2 separate regions of the Homo sapiens genome follow, and region 1 is linked to region 2. A link is a loop called in an ENCODE intact Hi-C map of the cell type or tissue named here. Cell type or tissue: tibial artery. All regions are shown on one strand. Links, peaks and the distances in the headings refer to the core of each region. The heading gives the core; the rest is flanking DNA. Region 1 holds the start of LINC02052 (long intergenic non-protein coding RNA 2052). Region 2 has its middle 14 kb from the start of LINC02020.

Region 1 (11,242 bases), core at 3,027-7,026, 69 kb before region 2:
TTAAAGGAACATACCTCAAAATAATAAGAGCCATCTATGACAAACCCACAGCCAACATTATACTTAATGGACAAAAGCTGGAAGCATTCCCCTTGAAAACCAGCACAAGACAAGGATGCCCTGTCTCACCACTTCTATTCAACATAGTATTGGAAGTCCTAGCCAGAGCAATTAGGCAAGAGAAAGAAATAAATCACATCCAAATAGAAAAGAGGAAGCCAAATTATCTTTGTTTGCAGATGACGTGATTCTGTAACTAAAAAACCCCATAGTCTCGGCCCAAAAGCTCCTTCAGCTGATAAACAACTTCAGCAAAATTGTAGGATACAAAATCAATGTACAAAAATCACTAGCATTCCTATACACCAACAACAGCCAAACCGAGAGCCAAATCAGAAAGGCAATCCCATTCACAATTGTCACAAAAAGAATAAAATATCTGGGAATACAGATAACCAGGGAGGTGAAAGATCTTTACAATGAGAATTACAGACCAGGTGTGGTGGCTCATGCCTGTAATCCCAGCACTTTGGGAGGCCAAGGCAGGCGGATTACCTGAGGTCAGGAGTTTGACATCAGCCTGGCTAACATGGTGAAATCTCATCTCTACTAAAAATACAAAAGTTAGCCGGGCATGGTGCCACACTCCTGTAGTCCCAGCTACTCAGGAGGCTGAGGCAGAACTGCTTGAACCCAGGAGGCAGAGGTTGCAGTGAGCCGAGATCGTGCCACTGTACTCCAACCTGGGTGACAGAGCAAGACTCTGTCCCAAAAAAAAAAAAAAAAAAAAAAAAAGAGAATTACAAAACACTGCTCAAAGAAATCAGAAAAGACACAAACAAATGGAAAAACACCCCCTGCTCATGGATAGGAAGAATCAATATCATTAAAATGATTATACTGCCCAAAGCAATTTATAGATTCCATATTATTCCTATCAGACTACCAATGACATGATTCACATAACTAGAAAAATCTATTTAAAAATTCATATGGAACCAAAAAAGAGCCCAAATACCCAAGGCAATCCTAAGCAAAAAGAACAAAGCTGGTGGCATCATGTTACCCAACTTCAAACTATACTACAAGGCTACAGTAACCAAAACAGCATGGTACTGGCACAAAAACAGGCACACAGACCCATGGAACAGAATAGAAAGCTCAGAAATAAGGCCCCACATCTACGACTATCTGATCTTTGACAAAGCTGACAAAAACAAACAATGGGGAAAAGACTCCCTATTCAATAAGTGGTGCTGAGATAACTGGCTAGCTATATGCAGAAGACTGAACCTGGACCCCTTCCTCATACCATACAGAAAAATCAACTCAAGATGGATTAAAGACTTAAGTGTAAAACCCAAAACTATAAAAACCCTGGAAGACAACCTAGGCAATACCATCCTCAACATAGGAATAGGCAAAGATTTCATAACAAAGACACCAAAAGCAATCACAACAAAAGCAAAAATTGACAAGTGGGATCTAATTAAACTTAAAAGCTTCTGCACAGCAAATGAAAATATCAACAGAGTAAACAGACAACCTACAGAATGGGAGAAAAATTTGCAAACTATGCATCTGACAAAGGTCTAATATCCAGCATCTATAAGGAATTTAAACAAATTTACCAGAGGAAAACAACCAACCCCACTAAAAAGTGGGCAAAGGACATAAACAGACACTTCTCAAAAGAATACATACATGTAGCCAAAAATCATATGAAAAAAGCTCAATATAACTAATCACTAGAACAACACAAATCAAGCCCACAATGAGATACCATCTTATACCAGTCAGAATGGGTATCATTAAAAAGTCAAAAAATAACAGATGCTGGTGAGGTTGTAGAGAAAAGGGAACATTTATATATTATTGGTGACAGTGTAATTTAGTTCAACTATTGTGGAAACTAGTATGGTGATTCCTCAAAGAGCTAAAAGTAAAACTACCATTCCTCCCAGCAATCCCATTACTGGGTATATACCCAGAGGAATATATATCATTCGACCATAAAGACACATGCATGCAAATGTTCACTGCAGCACTATTCACAACGGCAAAGACATGGAATCAATCTAAATGCCCATCAATATCAGATTGGATAAAGAAAATGTGGTATACATACACCATGGAATACTATGCAGCCATAAAAAAGAATGAGATCCTATCTTTTGCAGGAACATGGATGGAGCTGGAGGCTATTATCCTTAGCAAAGTAACACAGGAACAGAAAACTAAATACTAAATTTTCTCACTTGTGAGAGCTAAATGATAAGAACTTATGAACACAAAGGCCAGCCTTGAGACTGGGTCTATAGGTGAAGACCTGATGACTAGGGCTCTGGGGTCAACCTGGTGCTGGGGCAGGCCTGAAGCCTGGGGCTGTGGGAGGCAGCCTAGTGCTGAGGGTGGTCCAGAGTCCAGGGCCACTGCGTCTGGATATTGAGTCTGTGGTGGTTGGCCTGGTGCTAGGTAGTCCCAAAGTCTGGGGCCACTGGGGTCAGCCTGGCAGTGGGACGGGCCTAGAGACATTCCACTATGCAGGCCCGGAGCCTGGGGCTTCAGGATCCCTCCTGGCACCAGGGCTGGTTTGGAGGCTTAGTCCATGGGTATTGGCCTGGAGGCTGGGCTGTGGAGTCCTGCCTGGTACTGAGTTTTACTGAGAGGGCCCAGTGTTAGGCCCCAAGGCAAAGTCAGGTGTTCACTTCCCTCTCCCTCCCCGACATAGAGGGTATCTCTCTGCCCTCTGCTGCCTGGACTGGGGGGAGGGGCAATTTGGATGATGTAAAACTCTCCTCCCTACCCTCTTAAACACCTCTTACTTCTGTGCTACAACCCACTTGCTATAATCTCTCACTTGGTTTCCTTAACCCTTTGAGGGCATTTTTACGCATGGAGAGTTGTTCAAATTGATGTTTCTGTGGGTAGATGGGCACTGGAAAACCCTATTCCTCCATCTTGCTTATGTGTTGATCCACACAATAACCCCAGTCTGAATCTAGTAGACAAGATAAAGACCTCACTGTCTACTGAGATGTATGGCTCATGTCCAGAGTACCTGAGAGTCAGTGATAAGAAACTGCAATATCCTGGAGCTCACACACATCTCTGAACCCAAATCCTTGCAAAGCCAGGCTTCTGGAGATCCCTGTGCACATAACAAAGGAAGATTTCCAGGGCTGTGCTGGCATTAACCCATTAAGGTACCAATGCTGCACTCACAGCAACCTGGTGACCACGAGGCCCGGTATCCATCATGACTACTTAAAGAATGATTATTCTTTGAGTTAAAGCCCCGCAGTCACAGGTGGGACCATACCAGTGGCTCACATTTATATACTTTCATACTAGTTGATGAATAACCTCTGTCCAGAGCCCCTCAAGTCCTTTGGAGAACTCCAGCTGCCTTGGGCTCCTCCTACAGTCCAGCTGGAGGCCTCCAAAGGCTAGGGCTGAGGTTGGTTCTGATTGCTCATGTGGGTAAGCTTCCCCAAAGTCCTACTGGACACCACCCTTGGCTTACTATGTCCAGAGGACCAGTCTGTGCCTTGCATACACCTGGCTCCAAAGAATCCCAGGTAGGTACCTATGGAGTTACTTTGGTATTTTTCACAAGCTGTTGGCCTCTGAGTCAGCTCTCATTCCTGTATCTCCCCTGGCAAAGTGAGCCTGACCTTGGTTCCTGGTGCCCAGCTAATCCTTAGGAATGCATCTCCCAATCATCAGCCAGTCTCCCCTAGACTTCTCAGACAGCAGCCCCTTGTAAAAACTGCAGCCTCTGAGAGAGCTGGGAAAAGAAGGGGAGGTAATTTAATAATTACCCCTGTATACATGGGGCTTGTTCTATTGCAAGGGATAAAGACCCATTCAAGCTAGCTTGGTAGAGAGGATTTATTGTAAGGCTCCACATATAAGATTAAGGGGAGCCTCTGGGAAATCTGGGACCAGAAACTATATTAAAGTTTGCCTCAGTAATTCCAGCTGTGTATTCAAGGCAATTGTAGTTTCCAGGAAGCAGTTGCTAGGGGCCTTCCCTCTAATTTAGGGGTTGCACACACCAATACCTACACAGGCATGCACCAGTGCCTACATGGGGCAGGCAGGTAAGCTGAGTGTGAGCGTAACAAGGCAGGGTGGAGGCTGGTGGATGGGAGAACATATGGCCCAGGAAAAGCGGGCAGCTGCAGGCCCTAGCTCCAGCTGATTGCAGCCAGGACATGCTGACTCTGTGTTACAGAGCTTCTGGCTTTTTAAGAGAAGCCAAAGAGCTGGGTTTTTATGCAAAATATCCCAAAGTTTAAAGATTGGTAACAGATTCACAAAAATGCAGAACACGATATGGTCTGGATGAGATGAATCTTATTCCATGACTACCAGTGTTGTGCTTTTTCAGTTCTTTCACTATTGACCTGACCTGTCCTCCAATGACTGGGGAATTCCTTTGCTTTATTTTCGTTTTGTTTTGTTTAGACAGGGTCTCACATTGTCACCCAGGCTGGAGTGCAGTGGCACGTTCTTGGCTCACTGCAGCTTCGACCTCACAGGCTCAAGGAATACTCCCACCTCAGCCTCCCAAGTAGCTGGGACTACAGGCACACACCACCATGCTCACCTAATTTTTTGTATTTTTTGTAGAGACAGGGTTTCACCATGTTGCCCAGGCTGGTCTTGAACCTCTGAGCTCAAGTGATCCACCCAACTCAGCCTCCCAAAGTGCTGGGATTACAGGCATGAGCCACCGCGCCAGGCTGAATTCTTTCTTTACTTCCTATTCAGGCTCCTAAGGAAAGAAAACCAGCTGACCCAGCCAATCCTTTTGGGTCAGATCAGGTCAGGCCGTGTTTAGTTTGTCTTAAGGTCAGGGATCTACTCCTGCCTACTCTAATCAGCTGTGGCCAGCAGGCAAGACGGGATGTGGGAGCAAAGTGCATTCCCACTTTCGTATGACTCCAAAGCCCACTCTAAACTCCTGCACTCCATCCTGCCTCTCAGTTAGGTCAGAAGTCTGAAAAGGTCTGAAGTGACTTTTGTAGATATTACACTTTCCAAGAAGGGCTTTGGTGAAGAGGTATTTCAGCTTCCTCCTAAAGTGGCACCAGCTTCTTCTTTTTCTTTTCTCCCCGGCCCTCCACCCATGTTTTGTTCCATTTCTCCTAGTCTCCATACAAATCCAGCAAAGTGATTTTCTTGCCGGCTAGTAAAATTATAAAAACGATTTAAACTGCTCTTTTTCTCTCTTAAAACAGCTTTCTCCCTGTCAGTAAGAAGCAGGAAGATGAATGAAAGAAAACAGGTCAGCATTTCTAGCTTTTCAAGCTGTTTTTCAATAAGGAAAGAGGCAAAGAAAACTCCAGAGATGGATATGAATTGCATTGAAAACATTTCCTCCAGGAGAAAAGTCGCTGCTTCCCTGAGAGGGCTCATTTATTGATTTAATCAGCCTGCAGGAGCACCTTCTCCAGTAAAAGATGTTGAGTTGGAGTGGCCTGGTCTGCAGTGTGTGCTTACGGTGCTGATAGCACCACTGCCGCTGATGCCGACGGTGCTTTTCACCTGTGCCCACACGTGTGATGGGGGAAGATGCACCTCCCTGTGAATGCTGGCGTGCTCCATGTCACTCCAGGATGTCACTTGTCCTGATGTCCTATCTGAGTTCTCTGTAGGCATGCTACAAGAAATCTGATGACTTTGGGAGAAAGAAGATGATACATTCTTTTTTTTTTTTTTTTTTGAGACAGAATCTTGCTTTGTTGCCCAGGCTGGAGTGCAGTGGCTCAATCTCAGCTCACTGCAACCTCTCAACTTCTGCCTCCCGGGTTCAAGCGATCCTCCTGCCTCAGCTGCCCACATAGCTGGGATTACAGGCATCCACCACCATGCCTTGCTAATTTTTGTATTTTTAGTAGAGTCGGGGTTTCACCATGTTGGCCAGGCTAGTCTGGAATTCCTGATCTCAAGTGATCCATCCACCTCGGCCTCCCAAAGGGCTGGAATTACAGGCGTGAGCCACCGCGCCCGGCCAGATGATACATTCTTGATTCCCCCAAATTCCTAGAGTGTAAGAGCCAGAAGGACCCTCCACTCAACCCCTTTATCGTACAGATGAGGAAACTGAGGCCCGAGAGGCAACCTGCCCACTTGTTGTGACTGAGAGCTGAACCTCAAGGAGGACTGGTCTTTCCTATAAAACTCTCCCCTCAGAGTTGCTCTGGACTGATAGAGAAAAACGTGCACCCAGTCTCCAGGGGCAAGAGCAAGGCCCTATAAAAAGGATGATCTGTGTATTTATTCTGTCTCTTGTTGTCTTTGGCACGGCTCTGCCTGCCAGTCCTTAACCCTTTGCAGAGCTCTGGGCAGCGTCTCCATGGTGGATTAGGGTCTAATCACTAGGAGAAGGGCGAGGGCAAGCTCTTGAAAGAGTAGCAAATATGGAAAGTTCCCGAGTGAGCGTTAGGGGAGATGTACTGGGGGACCGGGGGGACGGACCTGGAGGGAGAACGAGGGCGCGAGAAAACCGTCTTCCAGGACTTCCCACCAGCGGAATGGCACTTTTGACAGATTTTCCTTATTTGTCTGTGAAGGGGATTCAGATCATTCAAGATGGACTCAAGTGGTTGCTAAGGCAACAGTGTTACAGTCGTCACTGTCATGGAAACCCGTTCTGTGGCGTAATATAAATATTTTCCTTTAGGAATGAGAAAGAGAGTTGAGTGGGCGACAAGTTGTTTTCTAATGCTCACGCGCTATGGCCGAAGTCTGCAATGGATGGGAGAAAGGGGAGGACCAAATTAGCTCAGATTCTTTACAGTTCACAGCATCAGCTGTTTTATTTATTTGTTTTAGATAGCGAAGCCAAAAAAAGTTGGATGGGGGCAAAAATGCCAACTAAAATAGCTCATAGTTCTGAAGTAGAGAGAAGTCAGAATTTCCCGTTTTCTCTTGTTTCTCTCAGGGATGGTCTATATGACTGGCGCTCCTTGGAAGCAGTGCTGAGGGCATTATCAAGAGTTTCCAGGGCCTCCTCTTTCTCCTGAAACCTTCTTCAAGGAGGGTAAAGTTTTAAGAGAGTTCAAAAGTACCACAGACTTCCAGGGAATAGTAGTTTTTGTCGTGACAAGCATGGACATTTTCTTGCGTCATGTACTATTTCAGAAGGTAGAGACCACAAAAAGGCTTCTTACTGTGGCCACCGTGGACATCTTCCCACATCTACAAGGTGTTGTGGCCACATCATTGCTGCACCCAGTTTCCTCAGAAGAAATACCTGTTGCTTAGGTGGGGAGACAGAACCCATTTACCTGGGAGGTAACTTCCAACGCCAAGATTCTAGAATTTCATGGTTCTTCTCTCAATAGTTTATGATTCTAACAGTCAATGGTTCTGTATTCAAAGATTCTCTGGTTTTATTATTCTAAGAGCCTGCTTTTAAAAATTGGGTGTCAGAGCAAGCCCCGAGGGCAGCAGCTGTGGGCAGGCTGGAGGAAATGGTCCCTGTTTAGGTGCTGCACTGGTCTCTGCATGATCAATCCCAGCGCCCAGAACACCGATATCAAGGCCTTTGCCTGGCTCTTCTCCAGATGGTTTTCTATTGCAGGAGTTTTGCTGGCAGAGAGCTTATGAAGAAACAGGCTTACAGAAGGCACGGCCAGGCTGCAGGGATGACTGGGACCTGAAAACAGCCAGCATCATCATTCTTGAAAGTTTGCTGACTTTCCTGTATTTATTTTCCATGGACTATGAGGAGGAGAATAATAGTGGTTCTCTAATCAAGGGGCATTCACAGAGGGGCCTAGCCAGGCAGCCTGACCCTGTAGACCTGCTCTGCTCCAGAGAACAGTGGAGGGGAGGGTGGCTTTGCATGGAAGCTTACACTATAGTAGGATGAAAAGATTGGCTTGGGAGACTGTGAAGGCTCAAAATTTTTATTCCAGTCTATCTACTAGCTCCCAGGGGATGTGTCTGGGAGAGCTCTCAGTTGTGTGATGCTGGGAGGAGCTTTAGATCCCCTCAGCCCTGGCTTACTGGTCTGCAATGGGAGAATAGCACAATTAATGGAGCAGACAATAACCAAATCTGTTAAATGATTTCAGGTTTAGAAACGAGGCATGTATACGTATTTAACAGTTCTCAGAATGTCAAGGATCCCTCCTCAGAGCAAGAGCTCGAATTTACAAAAGAAGCACTACCTCCTTTATCACATAGTAAAATAAAGGACCGTGTCTGCTCCAGGACATGGCTGGTTACAATTTTGTTTTAAAGAAATCACCAGGTGGGTGCATGGATAAGGGATCCTTGATAAGTTGTTTTTTTTTTTCCTCCTCACTGTGTAAACAGCTTTATTGCTGTTTCAGTTTATATAATTAACACTTGCTCTTTGGAACAATTTGAACAGTGTATAAAAGTGTAGGAAATAACTTAAAAGTTCATCTTCCCACAGGAGCTGAATTTTATGAAATAATTAATTAATTAAAATAAAAAACCATTTAAAATCCCACCACCCTGAGATGATCCCATCAGCCACTTGTTGACAATATTTTGCATATACATAAGTTTTAGACATACACATATTTAACATAAATGAGATATTTTTATTTTGGGAGATATTTTTATATCTCCCAAATCAGTCTTTTGCTGTCTTACCTTCCTGCTTCCCTTCTGCATGTCTCTTTATCTGCACCAACTCTCCTTCCCATTCCAGGTAACCCCTGAAAACCACCTGGTGTAAGCCACCTTGTCTAGAAACCAGGGAGGCAGGGAAGAAATAAGAAGCATATTCTAGAAATCTCTTCAAGTCTTCTGAAACAGATCTAACCCTTTTATTAGCTTAGTTCCCGGTCGTTTTCTGGTTTTTGTTTGTGTACTTGTTTTCCTTTTGTTTGGATTTTAGTTGGGGGTTTGGGTGGCTACTTGGAACACGGGTGCCATGAATAATATTGAATCTATGGTCATTAAACGCCCATGGACTCTTGCTTCTATCAGATAGATTCCAAGGAGAGGGACTCATGAAGGGAAGAGTACGTAGATTTTTTCATTTTAAAAGGTAGAGCAAAGTTGATCTCCAAAAGAGGCACTATCACATTTCTACTTATGAAGAAAGACAGTATCTGGGGGGAAACTTCACCCCAATATTCCCATTAACTAGTAGCTGTTTTCATTCTCTTCAACTTTTTGCTATTCAGGTGGGGCTAAAGTGATACCTCATAATTTTTTTCTTTTTCTTTTTCTTTTTTTAAGATGGAGTTTCACTCTTGTTGCCCAGGCTGGAGTGCAATGGCGTGATCTCGGCTCACTGCAACCTCCGCCTCCCGGGTTCAAGCAATTCTCCTGCCTCAGCCTCCCAAGTAGCTGGGATTACAGGCAGGTGCCACCATGCCCAGCTAATTTTTGTATTTTTAGTAGAGACAGGGCTTCACTCTGTTGGTCAGGCTGGTCTTGAACTCCTGACCTCAGGTGATCCGCCTGCCTTGGCCTCCCAAAGTGCTGGGATTACAGGCATGAGCCACCGCACCTGGCCAATACTTCATAATTTTTAAGGGCTGCATTCCTCTAATTATTGGGGGTGCTGGGCATATTTTTATATATTTATTGGCCACTTTGTATTTCTGTAAATTGTCTGTTCAAAGCTTTTGCCTTTTTTTCTCTATCACTTTTTTTACTTTTTAATTTAGAATAATCTTAAACTTTCAGAAGATAGCCACATGATATCACGGGGGTCACTAACTTTGATCACTTGGCTAATGTTCTTCACCGCAAAGTTATTTTCCCCAAGTTCGGGGTTTCTCTTGACTTCAGCTGAGCCACACTGCCCAGCTCTCCAACCAAATCTAAATACTGCAGCTGACACATGAGAAATCCTGCCATTTATAGACAAAGGCCAGTCATGGACGGGCAATGATCTTGCAAAGTCTGCTGGCTTCTCCACTAATTGTTAAATGACAATAATAGCTGTTCACACTTTTTGAGTTCTTACTGTATGCCGTAGGAAGCCTATGGAATCTTTTATTGCTACTCATTGATTTCAAGCAACCTGTCTTAATCCTTAGCAGTGTTCTTTTTGTCAATAATTAATTTTTCATCCAAGTAGCAGATGTTCATAACTTGAAAGTCAAATGGCGCTACAGGGCCCATATTGAAAACCCCAAAGCCTTTACCCACGCCTTCCACCATCCCATTCTCCAGTTCTGTTGCCTGGGGCAACTATCCACAAAACTTTTAGCTAGCTCTTCTAGTATTTGCTTCTATTTTTCTTTCTAATGTTTAACCTATCATTTTTAGCCATTTTCTACTAACCTCCCACCATGGTAGATAAGGACTTAGTTTTCATATACTAATGCTCCTTCTCATTTTGTCTCTTGCATCTTCCAAATATAGTTATTTCACAATGTTTGGTTAAATTGACAGTCCATATTTCATTCTGGCTATACAAATATTTTTCATGGTTGAATCAAGAAGTGGGCTATATTATGCTTTAATTCTTATATGGCCCTTAGTTTTTCCAGGGCTTGTAATTTATGTTTCACATTTGCGTGCTTTTCTGCAGTGTTATTTCCCCCCAAATGTTCCATCATCCCTAACTTATTCCAATCTACTGAATTTTCTCTAAGCTTTACCACATCACTTTCATGTATTTTTTCCCCAGAGACTGTTTCTGGTTTAAAGTTCTTTCTCATAGTATCATGTTCTTGTTTTATGATGCAATATCATTTCTTTTTTCCTTTTTATTTTTTTTTTCTTGAGAGAGTCTTGTTCTGTTGCCCAGGCTGGAGTGCAGTGGCATGATCTCGCCTCACTGCAACCTCTGCCTTCTGGGTTCAAGTGATTCTCCTGCCTCAGCCTCCCGAGTAGCATGCCACCACACCCGGCTAATTTTTTTGTATTTTTAGTAGAGACAGGGTTTCACCATATTGGCCAGGCTGGTCTTGAACTCCTGACCCTGTGATCTGCCCACCTCGTCCTCCCAAAGTGCTGGGATTACAGGCATGAGCCACTGTGCCCGGCCGCAATATCATTTCTAATGTTCCCTATATTGTCTGTTTCCCCCCACATTCCTTTTTCTTTTCTGGATATTTTGTCTCTCCTATGTTGGAAGCTTTCCTCATATGTCATATCCTTGGCTATCTATTCATGTTAAGAGTGAGGCACTAAAAGTCTTGTAGGAAGCTCTGCAGTGTGTGCATAGAGCTGTTAGCTGATTGGCTTTTCTTTAGGGTTTTCAAACCCTGAGCCATCATTTTCACAG
Region 2 (12,510 bases), core at 4,536-8,535:
GTGAGCTTAGGCTGACATGTTCTTCCCTTCTGTGTGGCTTATGGGGGATGCCTATGAGCTGATTGCAGAGGTAGATGTATAATGGAAAGAACATGGGCTTTAGGGCCAAGCATACCTAAGCTGAGTCCCAATGCTGCCACTTCAGCTGCTTGACCCTTGGGTAAGTTGCTGTCTTCTGAGCCTCCATTTCTTTATCAGTAAAGGAGTGACTACAGCAATACTGGCAGATTCTGGCCAGAGGCTCACTGATCTCTTCCTGGCATCAAGGAAAGCCACATTTCCCAGTCTCTCTTACAGTTAGTTTGGGGCCATATGATTAATTCCGGCTAATGTAATCAAGTGATGTGACAAATACCAATTTCAGACTTGGTCATAAAACCCCAGTTTGACTAATCATGTTCTTTCTCTCCCCGAGGCCATGGCTGGAAGTGAAAGCTTCTGAGATGGCAGAGCCACGTGATAGAAGGAGCCTGGATCTCTGGGCTACTGCCTGGAAGACAGCTGCTCGGGAGAGCTGCTTGACTCAGTGGACTGTGACATGAACTAGAATTAAGTTTTGTGAAGTCACTGAGACTTTGGATTTGTTACAGCAGTTAGCATAACTATTAACTTACCTTGCAGGGCTGGTGTTGGAATTCTTTACAGCGTATCCATCCCATGGGTCAGTTTCCTCTGCCTTTGAATAGGGTCTAGCACATAGTAGGTGCTCACATAATTGTGATTACAGTTTTCAGGAGAGCTCCTCCTTCTCTCCAACCTGCTGCCTCCTTCTGTTTAAGATACTGCCAAGTACCAGCATCTCAGATACTTTGACTGCTTAAACCTGTTTGATATTACTTAGGGACAGAGAGTTCAAAATGAGGGCACAAAAAATGTGAGAGCCAAGATAGAGACAATTTTTACAAAGCTTCAAATGAACAGATAAATGTACAACAATAAAATTTAGGGACTTCCTGTAGTCACTTGGAAATTTCTGCTCACAGCCTGCCACCTTTTTCCCCACTACAACAGCTTTTGCTGCTCGGTGTGGTGCCTCATGCCTATAACCGCAGCTATTCAGGAGACTGTGGTGGGAGGATCATTTGAGGCCAGGAGTCTGAGACAAGCCTGGGCAACATAGTGAGATCCTGCCTCAAAAAACATAAATTAATAAGTTATATGGCTACTTTATTTTAAAATAAAATATGTATATTATCTTCCTCAAGTTGTTTAAGCTAATTGACTGCTCTTCACTTACCATTTGAACCACCTATTTTACTCTACAGCATGTTTTCACTTTGACCAAAAATAAAATCATTAGGGGAATAGACATATTAAGGTCACAGAAGTCTCAACAATAAAATAGGTACTGCTGAGAGCAGAGATAAGGAGAGAAGTAGAAACCAGTTTCTTATTCCTCAGCATATCTCTAGAAACTGCCATCTCTGTATTACTAGCAGCTTATCCAAATCCCCAGTGTCAATAAACAGGATGAGGATTCCGTCTTTGGATGGCTGGCAAATGAAAAATATGCTCTTGTGTTTTAAAGTGAGTGTCAAAAGTGATATACGAGGGGAGCCCGGAGTCCCTTTTCTGTCTCCATGGAGGTATGTGGCAAGTCCTCTCCTAAGTGAGAAGCCAAACTTAAGCCAAACCTCCCTAGGCACACTCCAAGGAAATACCAGGGCCAGAATTAAGGCTGCCCGAGAGGAGGACCTGCAGGAGCCAGGGGCTTACTCAGGAGCAAATCCTTTGCCTTCGTGGGGAAGGAAAGCGATTCACCTAAAAACACTGTAAAACTCTGAACACAAGGATTGATTCACTTTGTCTACCAAACCCTTCATTTTGGGTGGCTAGGAACAGTATAAATTGAGTACCTTTATGCATTCTTACCGAGCAAAGCTTTGTGGAAGATACAAAGGTGACCTCTGTTCCCAAGAAATCAGACATCGCAAACTCAGATGCTTGCAAGAGTCAGAGAGGTAACATGACTGAGTGAAGAGACCAGATCCGTTATAAGAAACCTGAGAATGGCCACTGCCATTCAGCCTCAGAGTCCAGGAGACAGCAGCAACTGAAGCAGCTGGGCACCTGGAGACCCCACGTCTCTTTCAAAAGGTGCAGCCACCACTCAGATCCAGAAGGTTATTTCCATGAAGGCCCAGTATTGCCAGATGTTACGATTTGTGAAGAAAATCCAGAAATGTAGGTTTTTATTCAAAATGGCCCTTTTTTTTTTTTTTTGTCACAGAGTCTCACTCTGTCACCCAGGCTGGAGTGCAGTGGTGTCATCTCGGCTCACTGCAACCTCCGCCTCCCAGGTTCAAGCAATTCTCCTGCCTCGGCCTCCTGAGTAGCTGGGACTACAGGCGCATGCCACCACGCCTGGCTAATTTTTTGTATTTTTAGTAGAGACGGGGTTTCACCATGTTAGCCAGGCTCGTCTCGAACTACTGGCTTCAAGTGATCCTCCCGCCTTGGCCTCCCAAAGTGCTGGGATTACAGGTGTGAGCCACCACACCTGGCCAAAAAGGCCCTATTTTTAAAGATTGGTAAGTGACTATTTTTTCCAAATTCTGTGCCCTTCTAACTCTGTGAGCCAAAAAAGACATCTCTGTGGGCTGGACTCAGTCCTTGGGCTTCCGGCTTCCGGCATGCACCTGGATCCTAGACTTGTAGTTCACACTACTCCAAAGATTTCAGGGGGCAAATTGGGTTTTGGAACATCCATAAAATTGAAGAGCAACTGTTTACCTCCAAACAACTCCCAGAGCCAGGAGGAAACTTAGAGTTCAAGTTTAACTTTTAAGTTTAAGTTTCTCATTTTACAAAAGTGGAAACTGAAGTCCAGAGGCAGTAAAAAAGGTAATTAAGGCCCTGCTCAAGGCGAGGTTTTTGTCAGCCTGCTGAGAGCCACCATATATATTTGGAAAACAAGTGAGGCAGTAAAGGCATTTAACTGGCCACCCTCTTTCTTGCCACATGCTAGTGAGGCCACGCCTCAGGCTCCTGGAATGCAGCTTTTGTGCCTAGGCTGTTTCTAGGTGGGTGCCCTGGGCCTGAGAACCTTGTTTGCCCCTGAGCCCACTAGAAATGTTTTACAGCCCTGTCGGGGACAGTGGGGTTGGGGGTGTCGGTGGGTTGGGGGGGTCGGTGGGGTGGGGGGGGTCGGTGGGGTTGGGGGGCGGGGTTGGGTTAAATGTGAGGATAACATTTTGATTCATGACAAAATGAGACCAGTCCAGAGAGGGGGTTATAAAGGGTCTGAATAGCTCCCTCCAGGTTTTTGAGCAAATTAGCATTCAACAGTGATTTAAGAGCTAGGGAGGTCTCCCTCTACCTCCAAGGAGACTTGTCTTTACTTTCCATCCCCTGGGAGTTTCTGAAGGCAAGAAAAGGCCACTTCTGCCACCAGACCACTAGTCTGCCTTTGTTTGGCCATGCCTAAGAGAAGAACAACTTTCAGCTTCGTAATGTGGATATATTTTTTAAATTGCATTAGGAAGTTGTAAAGTAATGAAATACTCCATGTAGAAAAATCTGAAATATAAATAAAAGCATATAGAAGGAAAAATAACTATAATTGAACAATCCAGAAACAATCTGGTATCATATTTATTTATTTATTTTTATTTTTTGAGATGGAGTCTCACTCTTGTCGTCCAGGCTGAAGTCCAACGGCACAATCTCTGCTCACTGCAACCTCTGCCTCCTGGTCCAAGCAATTCTCCTGCCTCAGGCTCCTGAGTAGCTGGGGATTACAGGCACCCACCACCATGCCTGGCTAATTTTTTTATTTTTAGTAGAGACGAGGTTTCACCATGTTGGCCAGGCTGGTCTCAAACTCCTGACCTCAGGTGATCCTCTTGCCTCGGCCTCCCAAAGTGCTGAGATTACAGTGTGAGCCAGCACACTTGGTCCATATTTATATTGGATGTACATATACAATTATATACATGTAACATGTGGCAAGATGTAATATTTATATACATATACTTTATAATTTTAAACATTAAGATTTTATTTATACTGTTTGGTAAACTGTTTTCTACTTTATTGTGAGTATTTTTATACATTTTAATTATTATTCTTTTTTTATAGCTTTACAACATCCCAAAACATTGAATATCAGACTTTATTTTGGTGGTTCCTTTGAGGGGATCAAAGACTGCTTAACTAGGAAGTTTCTCATAAAATTTAATGCCAGAGTCCTGAATCTTTTCCTGAAAAAAAAAATAAATAAAATAACTGCTTTTGCTATCTCCCAAAGCCTGGTAATAGTGAGGTAGAGTCTCTTAAGTGGAGAGAGGAGAGATGGACACAGATTTAAACCACAACACCTTCCTGGGATACTCACTAAGTAATTTTCAAAAATCGGTTGGTCCCCTCACTGGGATACTTGGCCTGAAACACTCACACTGAACCGAGAAAATAGCCTAAAGTTAGGGTGACGTGGCTGGGACTCTGGCTGCCATTACCCAACACAGCACACCAACCCATTGACACTGACACTAAAAAATGGGAATTCCTAATGCAAAAAGTTGAAGAGGATGTTGCTGGCCCTGTGCCACTCTTCCCTTGCACACGGCCTCTCCCAATAGAACTCCTGTCGACAGGCGTGCTTTGCAAAGCCTCATCTTGATATTGGCAGAACAATCATTCTGAACCTGATCCTGAACACCGACTGTTTGTTTCTGTGTAGAGACTGCCGGTGTCCTCCTGGCTGCAGGTCCACAGAGTGAACAGGGCCTTCTCCAGAGGCAGCCGGGTCCTTACCAGAAAGAGTCCACAGCAGACCCAGGACAAAAAGATTGTCTTTCAGGTAAGAAGCACAGTAAACACAGGACACCTTCCTGCAAGGGAGGGTCATTGCCTTTGAGGATTCACTGACTTTGGTTTTCCTGCAAAAGGCCACTTATCTTCATTCTTCCCCTGCCCCCTTCCCCAGCTGCAGAAGCTATTTTTAAATCACCCTAGCAACTGGAGGACACAGGCGAGGCCTCCTGTGATGCTTCAGTCACCAGAGACTGAGCAGGAGGGTGCTGGGAGAGTGTGGCTGCCCTGCCAGGAACCGCAGTCTGCTTCTCTTTCGCCTGGCAGAAAGGCGTCCTCATAGTACATACAGACCCAAGTTCCTCACCTCACCTCTGCCTTTGTTCCTAACCTTGCCATTGTCAGTTTGTACTGAGATGACTTCTCAGACTTTAGCTCCCAGGGAAAACTGTGTGGGCTGAGAAACCTCTGAGGTACTTCTGTGCTGGGCAGGTTGCAGGCAGGGCTGGTGGTAGAAGTGGCCCACCCCCAGTGCAGTAAATAAAAGCATACATAGTCTCTAGAGAATTTTTTGTTTTGTTTTGTTTTAGATGGAGTCTCACCCTAATGCCCAGGCTGGAGGGCAGTGGTGCCATCTCGGCTCACTGCAACCTCTGCCTCCCTGGATCAAGCGATTCTCCTGCCTCAGCCTCCAGAGTAGTTGGGACTACAGGCGCCCGCCACCATGCCGAGTTAATTGTTGTATTTTTAGTAGAGACGGGGTTTCACCATGTTGGCCAGGCTGGTCTCGAACTTCTGACCTCAAGTGATCTGTCCACTTCAGCCTCCCAAAATGCTGGGATTACAGGCGTGAGCCACCACGCCTGGCCTAGAGAGTTTAAAATCAATAATGAAACTGACTTAAAGCGGACTTACTCTTTCCTACATCATGGGGCAGCAGTTCCTTTGTCAGTGATCAATACTCCTCTATGGTCCCCTCCCTGTGTGCCTGCTGCTTTGGTGGCTATCCTGCTGGGAAGCTAAGACATTCCTCAGCTCAATCACTTCTATCCAGTCCTTTGTGCTGGAGCTTGACTATTAGAAACAGAGACCTCCCTGGCTGCATGGACAATTGCAACCATGCACCTGAAATGCAAAGTGTCTACTGTTTGAGGAACTCTTCCTTCCAAGCCCAGAAAAAAGTGAATTACTGTGAACTGGCCCCCAAAAGGCCTTCTCCCACCCCTCGTGATAAGCCTACTCACAGAGATTCACTCCTCCAGGTCCTGAATGGAATGTGTCCTTCATAATTCCTCTCCAAAAGGAATTACCACTTGAGCCAAAAGCACTCATCCCTCAGAGGGGGTTAGATTGACCACTGGAGGGCAAAGGGAGGTGAAAGGAAGATGGAAGAAGTAGTCACAAAAAATTTTCATTTGCTTACAAGTTTGGCCTGGGACCTATCTGTGCGTATTTTTGGCTCTGAGACCAAATATGTAAACACAATAAACATATGCCAAATGAAGGAAATCTTATTGCATGGTCAAATTTCATGCCATGCCCCGAAGGGATATTTTGTAAGTGCAGTGAGTTCCGAGGATACACAGGCATTTGCTAAATTGGGGCCTTTGGTGGCATTTACTCTTTAAAGGAATTATTTGCTCTTTCTGCATTTTTATACTACCCCATCTGGAACTTTTCCCTTAACCTCCCTTATAAGTCCCTCAGTTGAGTTAAATTCTCTCTTACTTTGGTAAAAGCACCATTCACACTGAGGTGCGTAAGACGCAGGAGTTCAGGACCTTGGCAGTCTGAAAATACACTTGTGGTTTGGATTAATATTCTCTTTTTCTGTTTTTAATCCTCTTGCATATTTACGTAAGACTTTTCCCCTCTGGGGTTCCTGTTGCTTCTTAGCTGTGATCTGTTCCTCCCAGCTTCTCCTAGAGGCAGTAAATGGGTATTGCCATGCCATTCAGGACCAAGGAGGATCCTTCTTCATGTAGTGAGTCCAGGAGGCTTCAGCACTAACAGCCCCTCACTCCCCATCCCCAGGCAACCTTGAGCTAGTCTCTTCTTCCATCTCTACCCAACTTCCTTGCCATCCTGCACTAAGTTACTTTAATAACTCTCTGGCTTAGTCAGCAGTGTCGCTTACGACCATTGCCTGAGAACAGATAGGATACTTTCACAATCAGTGTAGTCCAGGCACCAATCAGTCAGAATGAACATTCTAGAGCTGCAGCAGTGACCTTCGGGGCCAGGCATTCACCCTGGCGGGAGTGGGCAGAGGTCTGGGGAGTCCCAGTTGAGGAGCTGGGGCAAATGGGATAGCTGGTAGCATTCCGGTGGTTCAGATAGCAGTTCTTTTCCAAGGAATACAGAAATACTTAATCATTTTTAACAACTGGGGCAGTTTTGGCTGTGTGTATTGCCCTACCAAAGAATAAAGCTTGGGATTATTATTAGATATCCCTTGAGTGAGGACAAAGGTAATTTACTCAATTCGTTTGCTGCCTTTATGCAGATTGTGAGCAAGTTGGGAGTCTTGCATAAATTTTCCTTCAAAGAGGTTGAGAGCAGCCTTTCTCTTCTCTCTGAAGTTCGCCCTAAAAGTCATGCCTATTCTCCTTGTGTCTTCTTTAGTTGACCCCAGGTTGCACCTGGTTGTATCATGCCCCCCTCCCCCAACCCCCTGTCTCTTCCTTCTCTTTTCTAGGAGTTCAAGCAGCTTACCGAGGCTTAAAATAGACAGTAATAGCAGCTCTCAGTTTGTTATTTTGTATGTACTCCGTATCCTTAACACTTGTCAAGGATAAAAACACACTCAAGAAACACACTTTGCTTTCAGTAACTTCATTTTTCAGAGAAAAAAAAGTAGACGGAGTCAGCTCTCAAGACAGCTGTAGCTGTATATGCAGGTATAGCACTACAGAAAACCAGCCAAGCAGAACCACAGAGGCGTGACCCACCAAAGACTGAGCTCTGCCTCCTCCTGCGCAGCCATGGCCACCACTGACCGAGCACTGCCCAACACCTGATCTTTGTTTGTTTTGAGATGGAGTTTCGCTCTTGTTGCCCAGGCTGGAGTGCAGTGGCGCGATCTCGGCTCACCGCATCCTGGGTTCAAGCGATTCCCCTGCCTCAGCCTCCCGAATAGTTGGGACTACAGGCTCGTGCCACCACACCCGGCTAATTTTTTTTTTTTTTTTTTTTTTTTGTATTTTTAGTAGAGGCGAGGTTTCACCATGTTGGCCAGGCTTGTCTTGAACTCCTGACCTCAGGTGATCCACCCACCTCGGCCTCCCAGAGTGCTGGGATTACAGGCATGAGCCACCACGCCCGGCCCAACCACCGGATATTTATGCCCGTCTGGGACCCTCAGAGCTTTCTCAAAGGGATTCCCAAAATAACTCATTTTAACACTTGGTTTTTGGCCACTCATTCCTTAAGCCTAATTCCGCTAATCACAGTTACTTCACAAGAACCTAAATATGCACTGGGTTACCTCTGTTGTACGTTTCAAGTGATCATGCCACCAAACTTTGCATCCAGTGTCTTCTGTTGTTCGTGTGGTCATATCAGTCTAATTTTACTTTTATTGTTAGTTGCCTGACGTAGGACGTTATTTTAGATTCTGCGTGAGATTGTAACGTTCACTTATATGCTTGTTGTAACTATCTAAATATTTCAGTGGAGTAAAAAGGCTGATTGGCACAGGAATGTCCAGCTGATGAACAGGTCATTTAGGATTTCCTTTCTCTGGACAGACAGTCAGAACCACTGTTGGAAGGGGAGGCACCACCTTGGGAGCTGATTGTTCTTTTTGTCAGATGGTTGGCCTGGGAAAAGTAAATCTGCAGAAAGCTGTTTCCTCCTAATGTAAATTCTAAACTTGACATTAGATAGCTGCTCCAACAGTATGAGATTCCCCAGAACTCAGCATAAAACTTACTACCTTTTATGATCTGTTGAATGTGAAAGAAAATTTGTTTGGCTATTGGTTTCGAGACCAAGATGACAAACAGCCCTCCCATGATATTACCCTGAAAACATTTGATTCCTTTCAGTCAGTGGATAATCGAACCCAAAAGGTTATTAGCTAATTCTTATAGAAAATTGTTCAAGTTATCATTCTTGGTCTCTTCTTGAGGTAATGAAATTCATAGCTGTAGAAAGTATTGTGTTTTTAAGCTTCACTGGTCTTTCTTTATTTTCTGGCATTTTGCAAACATCAGTTTGTTCTCTTCTGAAGGTTAACACTTTTATAGCTGATCATATTCCATGTCAAGCCTTTCAATTTCTAGACTGGGCCCATTTTTTTAAACCCTGGAATCATGTGGCAGCATTTCTACCCTCTGACATAAATCCTTTAACTCAATTGTGTCTTCCTTAACATTCAGCAGCCAGGATTTGGCTCACAGCTTCCTAGTCTGGAGGCCCCCATGGTTTTTATAATGAGAGGATAGTGTTTCTGATTCATATTTCATTCAAAGTAACCCACATCCCATTAGGGGTAATTGATGTTGCCCAGCCTGTTTTACTGTTTTTGGCTATCACACTCTCTAGAGTCTAGAGGCAACATCTTTTGTGAATATGGTGACTCTCAAGTCACTGCCCTTTGTCTTAACTGGTCCTTTAGTTGCCTATCACCCTATAAACATAATTTGGTTTACCTAAAACACTCAGCTTTATAAGATTATACAAGAGCTTGTTCCCACTGAATTGACATTCACAAACTAGAGATATTTAGTATCAGTTTTATTTGTTTCTGCATGACAAAATATTCTGAGGCCAATCTCTGTTCTTTTTACCTCCTCATTCAGAAAAATTACCCTTTTATTTTCATGCCTTTTATTTCCTGTTTCTTAGGCATGTCCCTGGCCATAATGGAGGAAAACTGAGTTATCATTAATATAAGGGAAACACTGTGACAGACTTTTCACAGATCTTGTTACAGGGTTTTGAAAATATCAGTAATGTCTAATAATTCATTTTCTCATGAGTGCTCCTTACCCCTCAAAAAAATATGGTGTGTGGCCAGGAATGGTGGCTCACGCCTATAATCCCAGTACTTTGGGAAGCCAAGGCAGGTGGATCACTTGAGCTCAGGAGTTCGTGACCAGCCTGGACAACATGGTGAAACTTTTTCTCTACAAAAAAAATACAAAAAGTTTGCCAGGTGTGGTGGTGCATCTGTGGTCCTAGCTACCCGGGAGGCTAAGGTGGGAGGATTAATTGAGCCCAGGAGGTCAAGGCTGCAGTGAGCTGTGAACGCACCATTGCACTCCAGCCTGGGTGACAGAGCAAGACCCTGTTTCAAGTATATGTATGTATGTATGTATGTGTGTATATATATATATATACACACATACATGTATATATATATATATATATATATATATATATATATATATATGTATATAGTGTGTAAGTCTGGTTTTAATTTTAACTTATGAGCAATATCCTTTCATTCCTTTAACACCCATAGATTTGCCTAAGCACTCAATAATTATATCTTTCTGTCTAGCATCCATCAACTCACCTAATATGACTGTAGCTTCCTATGTTTCAGTAGCATAGCACCAAACTTCCACATTCTTGCATTTTTTATTCCTGAAAGAAACACATAGATTACCTGGTCCAAGTTTTTCACTTTATAGATGTGATAACTGAGGCCCAGAATGCTGAAGTGACTTGATTGAAGCTGCAGACTGAGTTGTCTCCAAGACCAAGTTTCTCACCAACTCTCCAGCATTTCAATATGACCATTTAGATTTTCAGGTGCCTGTCATTTATAAGTAAGCATTCAAACATTCTGACTTGGCATTTCTGCCAAATCCCTCAGAGGCCAGTTGTCCAAAGGGTTGGGCCAGTTACTCAGTTACCTCCATTTTTAGCCTACCATATAGCTTCTTCCTAAATAGTCTAGTAGGTTCTTGACATGAATCATGAAATGATTCAGATTCTATTCTTGGGCAGAACATATGCAGCTTGTTACTCTCTGCATCATAGTATAGTTATATACTATTGACATGTATTTCTCCTACACTAGACAGTAAACACCTTAAGGCAGTGATTCTTCATGATTAGTATCTTAGATTGTAGCAGGTACTTGAGAAATCTTTGAATAACTGAATGAATGAAAGACCCACCAGGGACACATTGGTAACCACATTGTAATGAACTATATGTACATTTAACTGTCCAGTAAACCCAAGTACAGGTCATTCAAATGGTTTTGGCAACTGACATCCAAATGTAAAAAAGAGAAATGTGATCCATGCCTGGTATTATATACAAAACTCAACTCAAAATGAATCAGATCTAAGTGTAAAACTTAAAACAACAAAATTTTTAAAAGAAAACATAGGAGAAAATCTTTATGGCTATAGGTGAGATGAAGATTTCTTAGCTATAACACCAAAAGTATAGAAAAAATAATAAATTAAACCTTTTCAAAGTTGAAACATCTGCTCTTCAAAAGATACTGTCAAGAGAATGAAAAAACAAGGTCGGGCATGGTGGCTCATGCCTGTAATCCCAGCACTTTGGGAGGCTGAGACAGGCAGATCATCTGAGGTCAGGAGTTTGAGACAAGCCTGGCCAATGTGGTGAAACCCCATCTCTACTAAAAATACAAGAATTAGCCAGGCATGGTGGTGGGCACCTGTAGTCCCAGCTACTCAGGAGACTAAGGCAGGAGAATTGCTTGAACCTGGGAAGCAGAGGTTGTTGCAGTGAGCCAAGATGGGGCCACTGCACTCCAGACTGGGTAACAGAGTGAGACTTCATCTCAAACACACACACACACACACACACACACACACAAAATGACAAAACAACAAGAAAAGACAAGCACACAACAGAGGAAAATATTTATAAAACACATATCTGATAAGTCCTTAATACAAAGAACTCTCCAAACAATAATAATAAAGCAAACAATCCAATTTTTCAAATTGGCCAATTTCAGGAGACTCTTCAGAAAAGAAGATATGTTGGTGGGAAGTAAGTACATGAAAATATGTCAACATCATTAGTTATGAGGGAAATGCAAGTGAAATGCATTTGAAAAACCATGAGCCGGGTGTGTAGGTCTATTAGAATGACTAAAAACAACAATAAATGCTGGCAAAGATGTTGAGCAACTGTGACTCTCATCCATTCCTGGTGGGAATGCAAAATGGTATAGCCACTTTTGAAAACCATTTGACAGTTTTACAAAGTTCAACAGACACTTACCACACAATGCAGCAATCCTACTCATAAGCGTCAAGAAAGAGAAGGAAACTTTATGTTTATACAGTAACCTGGAATAGGATGTTTATAGTAGCTTTATTCACAATCATCAAAAACTGGAAACAATGTTCTTCAACCAGTGAATGGATAAACAAACTCTAGTTCATCCACACAATACAATACTAATCAGAAACTTTTAAAAAAGTATTGACACACACAACAAAGTAGACGAATCTCGAGTTGAATTATGGTAAGCGAAAGCAGGCAGATCCAAAAGGCTACACAGTGGGTAATATATGGCATTAAGGAAAAGGCAAAACATAACAGAGAAAACTGATCGGGAGTTGACAAGGACTGAGAATTGAATAAGGGCTTACCACAAAGAGACACAAAGGTATTTTCGGGGGTGATAAAAGTATTATGTGTCTCGATTGTTGTAGCAGTTATATAACTGTATGCATTTGTCAAAATCTACAGTACTGTACACTAGAAAGGTAAATTTTACTCCATATAATTATATTCAATAAACCTGACTTT

What was found. A loop is a pair of places that touch in the nucleus more often than their neighbours do. Peaks named below come from ENCODE experiments on the same cell type or tissue, not always from the same donor. Only the 100,000 strongest peaks of a DNase experiment are listed, where the experiment ranks them.
Region 1: a loop joins it to region 2, with 1.9 times the contacts of the local background. A loop is called at or near these places in 1 of 110 quality-filtered maps.

What each region holds. Positions count from the first base shown.
Region 1 is chr3:186,489,142-186,500,383 of GRCh38, reverse strand. It overlaps LINC02052 (long intergenic non-protein coding RNA 2052), which reads left to right and starts at 6,723. Exons shown (of 8, transcript NR_033844.1): 1 at 6,723-7,278; 2 at 8,094-8,272. RefSeq lists an enhancer at 4,750-5,044. In tibial artery, for the core only: no CTCF peak of the experiment used is centred there; no DNase peak of the experiment used is centred there; H3K4me3 peaks cover 635 bases; H3K27ac peaks cover 3,531 bases.
Region 2 is chr3:186,420,291-186,432,800 of GRCh38, reverse strand. No RefSeq gene overlaps it. Among named protein-coding and RNA genes, the nearest start is that of LINC02020, 14 kb to the left of the region's middle. RefSeq lists a silencer at 7,782-7,871. In tibial artery, for the core only: a CTCF peak has its summit at 6,689; no DNase peak of the experiment used is centred there; H3K27ac peaks cover 2,842 bases.